Regions from separate parts of the Homo sapiens genome. Here regions 1 and 3 are each linked to region 2. A link is a contact called in ENCODE Hi-C or POLR2A ChIA-PET data. All regions are on one chromosome and are shown on one strand. The core of a region is the stretch at or near the end of the contact, and the rest is flanking DNA. Distances in the headings are between cores, read along the strand shown. Region 1 overlaps ZNF451 (zinc finger protein 451). Region 2 holds the start of RAB23 (RAB23, member RAS oncogene family). Region 3 holds the start of PRIM2 (DNA primase subunit 2).

Region 1 (4,645 bases), core at 1,865-4,364, 110 kb after region 2:
AACATCTGCTTTGTATGAACAAATCTTAAAACACACATATAGATATACTCCATTCTGTAAAGTACTTTATTCAGTGAATAAGGCTAGTCCCACCAAACCTGTTAAAAAAGATTTTCCTATATTCTCTTTTGAGTAAACTGCCAACATCTATCTCTATAAAAATCATTTTAGGAAAATGACTTACATCCTCCTTCAGTACAGGACCAAAATATAACAGTAACTGGACCTTAAGAGATTTTTAAAATATACGGCCAGGCGTGGTGGCTCACAACCACAATCCCAGCACTTTGGGAGGCCGAGGCAGGTGGATCACCTGAGGTCAGGAGTTCAAGACCAACCTAGCCAACATGGTGAAATCTTGTATCTACTAAAAATACAAAAATTAGTTGAGCATGGTGGCAGGTGCCTGCGATTCCAGCTACTCGGGAGGCTGAGGCAAGAGAATCGCTTGAACCCGGGAGGCAGAGGTTGCAGTGAGCCAAGATCGCACCACTGCACTCTAGCCTCAGCGACAGAGTGAGACTCCGTCTCAAGAAACAAAAAACAAAAAAAAAAAAACAAAAAAACCCCACAGTAACTCTGAATATGAAGTGTGACAAAGCAAAAGGGAGTTTTTTAACCCTGAGTGCCACTGTTCCACCTCTGGCACAGAAGGAAAAAAAAAAAAAAGGATGAACTGTAGAGAAAATAAAAGTAAAAGTGGGAATGGGGCCTGGTACGGTGGCTCACGCCTGCAATCCCAGCACTTCGGGAGGCCAAAGTGGGCAGATCACTTGAGGTCAGGAGTTCGAGACCAGCCTGGCCAACATGGCAAAACCCCATCTCTACTAAAAATACAAAAAATTAGCCAGGAATGGTGGCATGCGCCTGTAATCCTAGCTACTTGGGAGGCTGAGGCAGGAGAATCGCTTGAACCTGGGAGGTGGAGGTTGCAGTTAGCCGATATGACCCCACTGTACTCCAGCTTGGGCGCCAGAGTGAGACTGTCTCAAAAAATAAGGGAAAAAGAAGGAAAAAAAAAAAAAAGAAGGTAAAGGTGGCCAACAGCAAGGAAAAAAACTTAAAAAACGAATACGAAGTTGACAAAATGTGTTGGAGCTGCTGGAGATATTACTGGGACAAGGTCTACAACCCAGTTTCCTATCTGAAACACCTAGAGAGGGTTCTGGTGATAGGAACCCACTTCCTCCTTCAATACAACACCTCCAAATGCCAATGAAGCAATATTTTTATAAGTAACTTTATTTTCCCCAAGTCCACCTAGAAATGATCTGTAAGTCAAAACACAAGGAAATTAACCACTTTTAGCTACCCTGAGGACACCTTTCCATAGGTGACCCTGAAGTATGCAACCATTTAACCATGAAGGGATACCACATTCCACTTCAGGAACATTATCCTGTTCATCCTCAGAGTTGTTTTCTACCAGTGCCTCAGTTCTTTCTGATTGCTTGAGCTGCCCCAGAGCCAGAGGTGCACTGTAGAAAGCCCACCTTGGGCTCAGTTCCGGGAAAGAAAGAATTGTTCTAGATGTACATAATGGACTATGGTACAAACCAACCCCTAGAGAGACAACTCCTAGAACCTTACAAGTAATGGCTGTACAAACTTAGCACACTTTGAATATGTAGGAACCAGTACATATTCACAGATAATTTATCATCATCTATTTAGTCTCCTTCATTTCTGTTCCCCCTAAAGACTATTTCTTATAATTCTGAAACCAGACACACCCCATTGTGTTACCCACACTGTTCCACACTCCTGTTCCTCCAGCTGAATGTCTGGCTCCTGTTTCTCCACCAGGCCAACTAACTCTTGCCTAATCATCCTCCAAAACTCAGCTCACACACTTGGTAAGAAAAGCTTTTCCTCACCCCTCTATATGGCTTTTCTTATTCCATCACCACAGGCATTCTTCCAAAAAGGACATCTGCTCTTATACTTTAGTGGTATTTATTTCTCTGGAGAATATACCATCTCTTATTAACCCTCAGTATTCTCAGACCTTTCTCAATACCTGCCTGCACATAGCAGGTACTGAAAAAGATGTCTGACAAACTAAAAGACTGTTTTCAACACAGATATGAAATAACAAAATACCATCTATCAAAAATTGTATACACATACATATACACTCTAACTCCTCATTCTACATTCTCTTATTTTATTATTATGAGCATTTCTTAGCTTGTACTTGAGAAAAGAGACTATTTTACTTTAAATATATCTTTTAATGACTTAGTACACTGTTAGGCTTGTAAGACAGCCTTAAAAAATCATAAAGGGGAACATGATCACATGGCATGAAATGAACATTTACATGCTGTTAAATAACATTTTAAAATGTATGTATCTATAGCCAATACCATAGAATACCATATCCAATATGAATAGAAACAGCACAATTACTTCAAAAAGGAAATCTGCATCAGGCTTTAGTGTGTTGTCAAAGTACTTTCGGATATTACCTCATTTGAGAGTAAGAAAACTGAGGCTCAGAAAACAAGTGACTTGCTAATGCTGAGGGTCAAGGTCTTTGGAATTCAAATACCATGTGCTTTGCACCATTCCTTTTTCCTTCCATTAAACCAATATCCTCAAAATGCCAGTTAAAAAAAAAAAATGTGTGTATATGAAACAAAATGAATGTAATAAACAACATTGAACAAAGAAAAAACTCAAGCAATACGATTAACATAATCAGTGCTGAAAATGAATGGAAACAGAAACCAATGACTACGAATCAAGAATAATCTTAGTCCAGCAGTGAAATCTCAATGGGAGAACTAAGAGGATAGGGTTCCTGATGTGACAAGTGAAATAATCAGGAATTAGTTAATAGCTAAGACATCAAATACTAGTGGGGTGACAGTAAAGCCATAAAGGAAGTTCAGAAAATGAAAAGATTTGTGTATGTAAAATTAGTTTACCATAGAAGTAAAACTTGAATGGGGCTTTGAAAAACACATGGAGGCAGCCTAGTATAATGCTGAATTGAGACTGGAAAAAGTCCATATTTAAAGCTCAGTTCCACCACCTGAGCAAGTTGCTTAATGACTTAATGAAGTTTCAGTTCTTCTTCTGCAAAATAAGAATGAATTTCTCTCAAGAGTGCCTTGCAATCAGCACAGAGCCTGTACTACAGACTATACAAATGTAGATTCTTTCTTCTACTGCCTTCCCAGGCAGGAAGATGACAATTAAACACACGGATATTAACATGCTTCCAAGACCTGTCAGAATATATAGAAGCTGTTCCAAGCCATTAAAGAAAGATCAATACACAGGCCGTTCTGTCCCAAGAATCTAAATGAGACTACTTATATAACTATATTCTACTGAAGGCAAAAAGGAACGGGCTGCATACCTAACAGTAGTTAGATGTAAATTAAATATGTAAAAAAAAATGAATTGAAAACTGTGTTTAGTGACTTGGGGAAACGTTTTTATTTCATCATCCACATCACTGTTACCTCACCAATCAAAAGAGGTATTAAGGGACCACAACATATAGTTATTTAACACATTACTACATTTATAAATCAAGGTAGTGTGAAACACAGCCATCACAAATAAAAGTAGAGTTAACAAGAGGTCTAACTGTAGCCCTTAACAGTAAATGCTGTGATAGAGCCACTCTTACGGGTAATGAAAGAAAACAGTACTATGATAGCTCATGGAGCAAAGATAGCATATGAAAGTTAGTCTTACAAAAGGACTACTAACTGAACACAATTCTTGAAGCACTTAAGGTCAAAGTAGAATTTTTTAAAATATCACCAAATACAGGCCGGGCACTGTGGCTCACGCCTGTAATCCCAGCACTTTGGGAGGCCAAGGTAGGTGGATCACAAGGTTCAGGAGATTGAGACCACCTGGACTAACACGGTGAAACCCCATCTCTACTAAAAATACAAAAAATTCGCCGGGTGTGGTGGCGGGCGCCTGTAGTCCCAGCTACTCAGGAGGCTTAGGCAGGAGAATGGCGTGAACCCGGGAGGCAGAGCTTGCAGTGAGCCGTGATCTCACCACTGTACTCCAGCCTGGGTGACAGAGCAAGACTCCGTCTCAAAAAAAAAAAAAAAAAATCATCAAATATAAACTATTTACTTTCACGTTACCAAAGGAATATACTCAGGAATACTAGAAAACAGTACAACTTGAGAGATCTCCAAAGTCCTAAAAGAAAATACAGACAGCCTGAGAATTCTTATTGAATTCTTGACAAGGTACCACAAAACCCAACAGACCATTTGAAATAGGTTACCTCAACCAGTAAAGCCCTTAACATCTACGGAAAACGGGTTAACTTTAAGATATATCAGAGCTGTATTATAATAAATCCATGGGGATGGGCTTCAAAATTTTTATAAGATACATATGACCATAAACTATATATAATAAACTTGTGTGAACATGTAGAAATGAGAAAATACTACTACCATTAAACAAGGTAGCACTAAAAGTTGATTTAAGTTCAAAAATCAAAGTAGTTTGAGATATTGGACTGGCTATATTTTTTTTAAAAGGGACATTAGAAGAAACTAGAATATCTCTTCTAATAATGCTTTAAAGACATGGTATTTAAATATACAAATACAAAGCCACATCAAAATCCTGTCTAGTATACACTGATAGAATA
Region 2 (4,182 bases), core at 1,403-3,902:
CTCCTAGTGTGGGATGGGGAGGAGGAACAACTTCACAAAGGGAAATTTATGTCCTGCTTTTAGGCAGAAATAGGAAAAGCAGAGTGTTTCTTCTGTTCTGCTGTTTCTTAATTGCCTTCAACTCCAAATAATGCTTGTGTCAAAGTGGCATGTTTTGGGGTGGCATATTCTGGATCTCCTTCAATGTCCAACAATCCCAAGGAAATGGAAAAGTGGGGAGGAAAGAAATGATTTTGGGGGAACCCCCTTTCAGGAAGTTTTTCTCAAATTTGGATCCCAGAAGTACTCCCTGAGACCCTCTAAGATTTTCTTTTTTTTTTTTCCCATTAAAAAGAAATTTGGCAAGATATACATAAAACATAAAATTTACCATTTTTAGCCATTTTTAAGTATAAAGTTCAAGAGCATCAAGTTTATTCACATCGTTGTGCAACCATCACCACCATCTATCTCCAGACTTTCTTCATCTTGCAAAGCTAGAACTGTAGACATAAAACAGTAACTCCCCATTCCCACCTGCCCTTCCTTTCCCACAACCACTTCCCACCCCCCAACTGTCTCTATGAATTTGACTACTCTATGTACCTTATATAAGTTGAATCATACAGCATTTGTCCTTTTGCGACTAGGCATAATGTCTTCAAGCTTCATCCATGCTATAACATGTGTCAGAATTTCCCTCTCTCTCTTTTATTTTTGAGACAGGATTTGCCCAGGCTGGTCTTGAACTCCTGGATTCAAGTGATCCTCCCATCTCAGCCTCCTAAGTAGCTGGGATTACAGGGATACCTCGCCACACCTGGGTCCCTCCTTTTTTAAGGCTGAATAATATTTTATTGCATGTATATACTACATTTTGTTCATCCATTCATCCATTGATGGACATTTGGGTTGCTTCCACCCTTTGGCTATTGTGAATAATGCTGCTATAAACATGGTTGTACAAATTTTTTTTTGAGTCCCTGTTTTCAATTCTTTTGAATATATACTCAGAAGTGGAATTATTTAATCATACGATAATTCTATTTTTAATGTTCTGATGAACCATACAATTTTCCATAGTGGCCGTACCATTTTACATTCCCACCAGCAGCACACAAAGGTTATAATTTTTCCACATCCTTGCCAACACTCATATTTATTTTCTGTTCTGCTTTGTTTATAATCATCATTTTAATGAGTGTGAAGTTGTATCTCATGGTTTTGAGTTGCATTTCCCTCATGATTAGTGACCTTGAGTCTCTTTTCATGTGCTCATCGGCCATTTGTATACCTTCTTTGGAGAAATGTCTATTCAAGTCATTTGCCAACTTTTTAATTGTTTTTTTTCTTTTCTCAGAAAGGGCATCAGTACGTTACTCAAGTTTAAGAGATACTGCCAACCAAATCCTAGAGATAAATCTGTTAGCTACTTGATATTAAATTTCTTACAAATACTATTGCTATTATAGGTAAAATAATCTCCACTAATTTTTAAAATTATTAAGTGTGAATTATAATTCACATACAGAAAAATGTGCATAAGAGTACAGCTTGAATTTTCACAAATGGACACGCATTTATAACTAGCGCCAAAATCAACGGAGAGAACCTCACTAGAAGGAAGCCCCTCTTCCAGTTGCTAACTGGAAGCCCCTCTTCTAGTCGCTAACTCCTTCCAGTCACTATCCCCTGCCCACCAAGGTAACCATTATGCTAACTTTGAGCCTCTTAGTTCTTCTGTTTTTGTAGTTTATAGAAATGGACTTATGCCATGTGTACTTTTGTTGTCTTTTTATGCTGGGCATTAGGTTTCCCCAGTTGATTCACGTTATTGCCTGTAATTGCAGATGCTTTTTTGCGTTGCTGTATAGTGTTTCATTATATGAACTCTGTGTAATTTCATTAATTTATTCTATTGTTGATGGTCTTTTGGGTTATTCTCATTAAGGAATTATTACAATAAATGCAGCTACGAACATTCTGATACCTGCCTGTCCGTGCACCCTAAGTATTCGTTTCTCTTTGCTCTATATGCAGGCGTGGAACTGCGGGGCCATAGGGTATGCACCTTTTGCAGACAGTCCCAAACTGTTTTTCAAAGGAGTTGTTCCAGTTTACATTCCAGCAGCAAAGTAGAAGAATGCAGTTACTCTACATCCTGGCCAACACTTGGTATTTTCCATCTTTTTTTTCTATTCTATTTTATTTTGAAATATAAAAACAACTGAAGCAAAGTTGAGATTGCTTTTGCGGAACCTTTTCGTTTTTGGTTCGCTTCTCTGAATAATTAACCATCTCAGGCTTCTATTTTGTCCTGCAGGCTGTGTGAGTGCGTTTTCGACTTTGCTCGACATTTTTTTGCTCACTTGGCCACTTAAGATGTCATCTGGTCAAGAAAATAAGGTAGGTGTCCGAAGCGGGGCAAGCCCTTTGAGGACACTGGAAGTGTGATAACTCTGTAGGCGAAACTCATGCGGACCGTCATTGGCCGATTTCTCTTTTCTAGAGTTCACGATCTAGGAGATCCTGCTCGTCTCTGATCTCCCCACTGCCCTCCCGGGCTCCCTTGGAGGCGCCTGGAAAGCTGAGCCGCCGCCAGCCACCCGCCAGAACAGGGGCGGGGCAGGGCCGCGGGTCCGCACAGAGCATGCGCAGACGAAGCACGGCGCATGCTCCGCAGCGCGGCGGGTCCACAGATGAGGGGAGTCGAGACTCCCGCGCCCCACCACCCCCGGCGGAGCTGCTGCTGAGCCACTCAATCTGAGCCCTGGCTACTAATAAAGTTCGTTTAAAAATCATAATCATTCTTAAGAGAGCGAAAGAGGGTGCGAACTAGCCGCTCGGCCCCGCAGGGAGAGCTGGCGCGTCGGGAGGAGACAGCGGCGGCAGCGGTTGCGCCGCGACCAGGAGGAGCCGGTGGCGCCGGGCGGCGGGTCCGCGGCCGGTGGGGGACGGTGAGTAGCGGCTCGCGCTGCGGTGCAGCGGCGCTGCACTCACTCGCCCTCTCCAGGGGCTGGGGGTTCGTCCGGCTCCACTGGGGAAGACTCAGCTTCTCCCCGGGGTCCCGGGTTGTGCCTTACTCTCCGGAGTGGGCAGGGGTATCGAGGGCAGGGGCCTCCCGGCCCGGCTCCCCCATCCCCCGGTTCGGACCGCCGAGCGCCGGCTCTCCCCTCCCTGAGCACCGATCCCAAGTTCCAGCTAGAGAAGGTGGGCGGCAGCGCCAGCCCGGCGCCCCCTCCCAGCTCCCAGCGGTGGGTACCTGGAATTGCCTGGTGGGCGGGAAAGAGGGGTGGAGCGAGGGCGGCGCTGCGTCCCCAGTCTGGCCGAACGTTCGGCTTTTTGCCTGCCCCAAGTCCCGACTGGGGAAGGGGCGACCCGGGCTGGGCCAGACACCAGTAAGGGCGTGAAGTGCTCAGGTTAGGTTTGATGGCGAAGAGAGTCCTCAGCTCCACCCTGGCATTTAGACTCCTCCCTGCAGTGCGACCACTCTTTACCCGCGACCCCACCCTTCCCTAGTTTCTTGTTCATAGAGTGCTGGAATATGAATGAGCCAAATTGTGCTGTTCCATTGACACTGGTTGCTACAGAATTAACTTTACTCGGAGATCCGAGGAGCCATCGGCAGTTCCCAGGAGTAAGAACCTGAGAGCGTGTGAGAGTAAGAACTTCATTATCAGGAGCTAGTGAAGTGGCAGTAGGGTCTGAAAAGGGCTGTTAACTTCTCTAGGTTTTTATGTATCTCCTAACATCTAGGTAATTTCATTGACCCTAAGAAGTTTTTCAGTATTTTTACAAATATAACCTGTACTTCTACTTAAATAAAGGCTGTTATGAGAAAACAACCTTTTGATTAGTGAGTTAACTCACCCTTTGCTTCTCTAATTTATTAGACCGCATTAGCAAAATGTTAAAAGTTTTGGGGAAAGGGTATTTATATAAAGTATTATTGTCGAGGTTTTTAATTGTACTCAGAAGTATGCTTATTTCTAGGAACGTAATTGTTTTGATCTAGTGCTTTAAGTCTATAGTTTCTGAAAAGCAAGAGTCCGACTGCCTGTTAAAATTTAATTTGGCTTTTTTCTTTAAATTTATTTTAAGGAAATTAATTTATTATTTTAAAAAGTGTATGGTAAAATTGATTTTTTTTCGATGTACAGTTCTGCGAATTTTAGACTCATGTAACCACCACTACAGTAAGGA
Region 3 (4,620 bases), core at 353-2,852, 95 kb before region 2:
TATCATATCATTAGCATGGCACAAAATGCCCTCCATACTTCTCCATCCACCCTGAATTCCTGAACTTGTTACTGTTAGCTCAAATATGAAATTCTCTTTCATGCTCCAAGCCTTTGCATAGGCCATTATCTCAGCTTGGAAAAACTCTTCACTTCTTCTCTGCTGGAAAATTTCTACTCATTCTTCAGTATGTCCAGATCACATTTCAACTTCTCTAAGAAGCTCATTTAATAAGACTAAGTCAGTCACTCCCACTTCTTTGTTTCAACAGCACTACCATTTACTTCTACTAGAGCAGTTAAAATACTGAATTATGACTATTATTTTGGATGTCTGTCTCCATGTACTAGAATAAAACTTCAACAAAAAATAACATTATTCATCTCAAAATCCCTGCCACCTAGAACATAATGGCACTCAATAATATGCATTGTACAATAAATAAATGAATGAGTACCAAACCCTCAACAAATATTTGTTGAATGGATTGCTGAATGAAGGATATGAATTACCTCAATAAATACTTGTTGAATGGATTGCTGAATGAAGGAAATGAATTACCTTCATTCATTCTCACAAAGGGTAAGTGAGCTTCTCAAGAATATATACATTCTAATTTAAATAGTACTTACATTTAACTCTATCAATAGCCAAGTTTTCAAATTCTATTAAAGATATGTTTTCAGAAGGTGGCTGCAAGTAAAACTGAAGGCAATGAGGGTAGGAAGCATTCCTCTGGTCACCTGCCAACCTCAGCTTCCTCCACTTTCTTCCAGAAAACTCCATCTTGGTCACCTTAGAAGGAAGTACACAAAAAGCGTAAAATGATGGAAAACAAAGTTGGGGGAAAAAAAAGAAAAAACACGAAAAAATAATTCCACAAACACAGAAAAAAAATGGATTTGAGGGCATGCACAAAATGTTAGCAGTGGCAATTCCTGGGTGATGTCCTTCTCTCGTTTCCAGATTTTCTACAATACACCTATAATAATTTTGTAATGGGGGTGGGAGAGGCGCTAGAGCAGATGCAGGTGGTGATCCTAATTTTCAGCAACATGAAAGTCAGGTGATGTTGCCTGCTCATTATAGGCCTGTGTGTCACTGTTCTTGGATCTTTACGATCCCAAGAGTTAACATAAGGTTTTACGTGGTCTGCAATCCTGAACTTAGAGGAAAGTGCTGTAGGTTCTGGCTAAATGAGGGTCTTACTTGATGGACTGGGTCCAGTTACTCACTTCCTCTGTTATGACTCTGGGAAACAGAGCAACTGTCTTTCGGAACTCCTTTTCGGGAGCATCCACAAGTGCCTTACAAAAGTTCCATCCCCAACACCCCTCCTCACTCCACTGGCAAACCTATCTCTCCCCAACTCCTCCCTGGTACCTGGGTGTCTGCCCCAAACAACCAACCCGCCAAGTCTGTCCTTCTGCTACTGCTGCCTGCAAAGTGATCCATCTCTCCTTTCTCTCGACTTGCAAGCCTTAATAACAGGATTGCTCTCTGTCCTAAATTCGCGGAAGTTTCCCCTACCTGCAAGAATTCAAACTCGGGAAAACACAAACGGTGGCAGCCACTGTTCCCGGGTGGCGGGAGAGTTCATATGAAACCGGAAGAGGAAGTGACTAGCACAGAAGGCCAGCCCTGCCCCACCTCCCCTTGGCGGGTAGGAGGGGGTTTGGCCTGAGGCTCTGGGCATGCTCAGTGGAGCGCGTCTGGGAATTCAAGGTGTTCCGTCCACCTTGGCAGCTTTAAAGTGTTTGGATGTCAGTGTTTTGGGGATTTTTTTTCCAAATTTTAAGATGCATTTCCTGTATGTGGAGTCGGTAGCTTTAACGGTTGAAACTGGGGTGCTGAATGCTAGTGGCGAAAACTCCCACACGCCGAAAATTGAACCAATGTAACTTCGTCTGGGGACACTAACAAATATTCCCTATATTGAGGAAAATATGGCGCTTTAACCCTCAGGGCTGGCACTCATCACTTTCAATCTGGGGAGGAATGAGGAAAAAAGGCATTAGGATCTTTTTTGCACCTAGCTCACTATTAGGGGCTCTTTTTTTTCCGCTCGTTTAATCTTTCAGCGACCTATAAGGTCCTATAAGATCGTATTACCCCCATTTGGCAGATGAGAAAACAAGTTACAAGATCCTCGTTAGTTTGCCCGTCTACATACAATACATATTTTGAATTTCGTATTGGGCGGCAAGCCCCTACTGGCAGGTTCCACGTTCAATTCGCTCCCCGCTCTCCGGCAATGCCTCGCACAGAGGAAGCGCGCAGCTGAATTATCTGTGGAATGAACTAGAATGAATGAAAGAAGGCACATTCGCAGGAATCGCTCTGCAATCTACAGGAATTAGAAGAACCCAGCCTCGGAGGGAAGGTAGGGTGGAAGAAGATGAAGCACTGGAAATCACGCGGACGTGCCGCTTACTTTCCAGATGTCCGACTGCAGACTCACAAGCGGGGCGTCAGAGCCACCACACCAGTTCTCCGCTGTCTGTAAGATTTTCGAGAACTGGAAATTAACTTCACTCGTGGCCTCTAGGAGGCGTGCCTCGCTTACAAATGTGCTGGAATGAGGCTCCGGTATAGGTAGTCCTTAGGAGATCAAATGAATGCTTTGAAATGTTCACGTTTTTAGAAATGCAAAGTACATTGAAACAATATCAAGCTTCAAAGCATCTACCCAGCCTGGACTAAACTGTGGCTGGCACTGACTTTATATCAGGACCTGTTCTAAGTGGTTTACATATCAACTCATTTTATTATCATAACCACATAAGATAGGTTATTCCCCCCGACCCACCACCAATACCCGAGACAGAGTCTTGTTCTGTCGCCCAGGCTGGAGTGCAGTGGAGCGATCTTGGCTCACTGCAACCTCCGCCTCCGGGATTCAAGCGATTCTCCTGCCTCAGCCTCCCAAATAGCTGGGATTACAGGCGCCTGGCTAATTTTTGTATTTTTAGTAAAGATGGGGTTTCACCATGTTGGCAAGCTGGTCTCGAACTCCTGACCTCGTGATCCGCCCACCTCGGCCTCCCAAAGGTTATTATATTAAACGTATTTTCTAGATACGGAAACTGAAGAACAGAGAAGTTAAATGAAGTCAAAAGGACACAAAATGTCAGAGCCATGTTCAAACCCAGAGAAACTCTCCAGGCCCCACTGTGCTAACGATCTCACTACACCAATTCCAGTAATATGACAGCAGAGCTTCACCTCATTTCTTCCTCTCTGTATTAAATACATAATACAAATACGTAATACAAATACATCACGTGGTCCAAAGAAGACACCTGAAAGCATATAAACTGCCTGAAAAAACCTGCATCACAGACCATAAGAATATTTACATGAATATCTTATCTCTGGATAGCAAACAAATTTAAATATTATAAATTACAAAGAAAAAAGATATAAAGACTTGACCATAAAAAGTATAAAATTATGCATGTAAAAAATTCACAGAAGTATTTTGCACTCATCAAACTAGAGAAAGGTCTACCAAAAGTATAACATCGAAAAGGTTAATGCCATCAGGATACAAAGAAGTTAACTCATTAGGAAAAAAATCCTAAGACACAAACAGAAAAATAGGACAAGAAGAAGAAGAGGTAACTCATAGAAAAAATAACTACTGTTAAATATGAAAAATGTTTTTATCACTAGAGGCAAAGAAATTTTCTCCTGCAAAATTGTCAAGGATTTTATAATGAAACTACTCAGTGTTGCCACCTGTTTTGCTCCTCATTTAAACCCCTGAGGCTCTTCATGACTCCCATATGGTGTAGTTCTTTAAATAATTATAGCCCTCTACTACAGAAGTTCTTTATCTTTTGGAAGATCAAGATTAAGAACTTCTGTAGTAGAGGGATGTTAATTAGGTCTATGAACCACTGGACAATGTGATGAAAGCTCTCTTCAGAAAAATGCACCTACACACACATCTATACTATTTCAAGAGGTTCAAGATCACCATATGTGGCTAGTTAAGAATTCCAGCACTACTAGGTTTTAAGCTTTCTTTGGATGAGCCCTTTTGTTCATCTCTGTGATCCCCAAAGTACTTCCTACAATATCTGCCCAATTAAAAGACGAAGTAGCCAGTGTCATTTCATGACCAGCTCAGAGAAAACTGGAAATATATGTTCATGCTTAACATACCAATATCTTACTATGTCACATAATAGCTGCCTTTTCATCATATTAAAAACTGATTTTAAGCCCCGGGGAACAAAATACCCTGTGTTGGTCAGCTATTCCAGCATTTTTATTGTTTCCTAATGCCACAGTTTTGGTCACTACCTCACTGTGAAGGGTGTTTTTCTGAATCCAGAGGCAATTGCAATATAAATCCGCATATCACGGTAGCAATAATGCACAATAATGTTATACATTTCAGCAGCCATGTTCAGTAAATCACTGTGAGCTCTTTCATGTATTCACTTCATCTACAAAAAATTGATTGACACAATGCTCAGCCCTGGCAACCAAGATTCTTGTAAATACAGACATTGACCTCACAATCATGGGAAGGAAAACATACATAAACATGTAAGTTTTACTTCCACTGAACCATAGCATCTCAAAAACAGGGATGACTGTTTCATTCAT

What was found. Hi-C counts contacts between places; a loop is a spot of excess contacts on that map. ChIA-PET counts read pairs that join two places held with the same protein, here RNA polymerase II (POLR2A). Pooled maps may share reads with other maps.
Region 1: a loop to region 2 is called in a map of heart right ventricle, with 1.9 times the contacts of the local background. The contact joins the enhancer-like site here to the promoter of RAB23 in region 2. A Hi-C loop is called at or near these places in 8 of 168 maps with a recorded cell type or tissue (CD8-positive, alpha-beta T cell, HepG2, K562 and 3 more), 6 of 37 single-sample maps with no recorded cell type and 8 of 50 pooled maps. POLR2A ChIA-PET finds 5 or more read pairs at or near these places in 8 of 52 experiments (CD8-positive, alpha-beta memory T cell, GM12878, HEK293 and 4 more).
Region 3: a map of CD8-positive, alpha-beta T cell shows a loop between it and region 2 (13-fold over the local background). The contact joins the promoter of PRIM2 here to the promoter of RAB23 in region 2. A Hi-C loop is called at or near these places in 37 of 168 maps with a recorded cell type or tissue (B cell, CD4-positive, alpha-beta T cell, CD4-positive, alpha-beta memory T cell and 28 more), 18 of 37 single-sample maps with no recorded cell type and 40 of 50 pooled maps. POLR2A ChIA-PET finds 5 or more read pairs at or near these places in 14 of 52 experiments (A549, AG04449, AG04450 and 9 more).

What each region holds. Positions count from the first base shown.
Region 1 is chr6:57,107,285-57,111,929 of GRCh38, reverse strand. The region is part of intron 3 of ZNF451 (zinc finger protein 451); the gene reads right to left. Among named protein-coding and RNA genes, the nearest start is that of ZNF451, 19 kb to the right of the region's middle. Within about 2 kb of position 3,114, at least 2 of the 41 ENCODE cell types and tissues checked have a DNase peak (open chromatin) inside an H3K27ac peak, as active enhancers do; they include GM12878 and OCI-LY7, where a contact is called at or near this core.
Region 2 is chr6:57,220,777-57,224,958 of GRCh38, reverse strand. It overlaps RAB23 (RAB23, member RAS oncogene family), which reads left to right and starts at 2,652. Exons shown (of 7, transcript NM_016277.5): 1 at 2,652-3,233. It also overlaps a transcript of PRIM2 not described here. RefSeq lists a silencer at 2,949-3,298.
Region 3 is chr6:57,314,612-57,319,231 of GRCh38, reverse strand. It overlaps PRIM2 (DNA primase subunit 2), which reads right to left and starts at 1,602. Exons shown (of 14, transcript NM_000947.5): 1 at 1,531-1,602; 2 at 633-795. The coding sequence starts at 786. RefSeq lists a silencer at 2,468-2,517.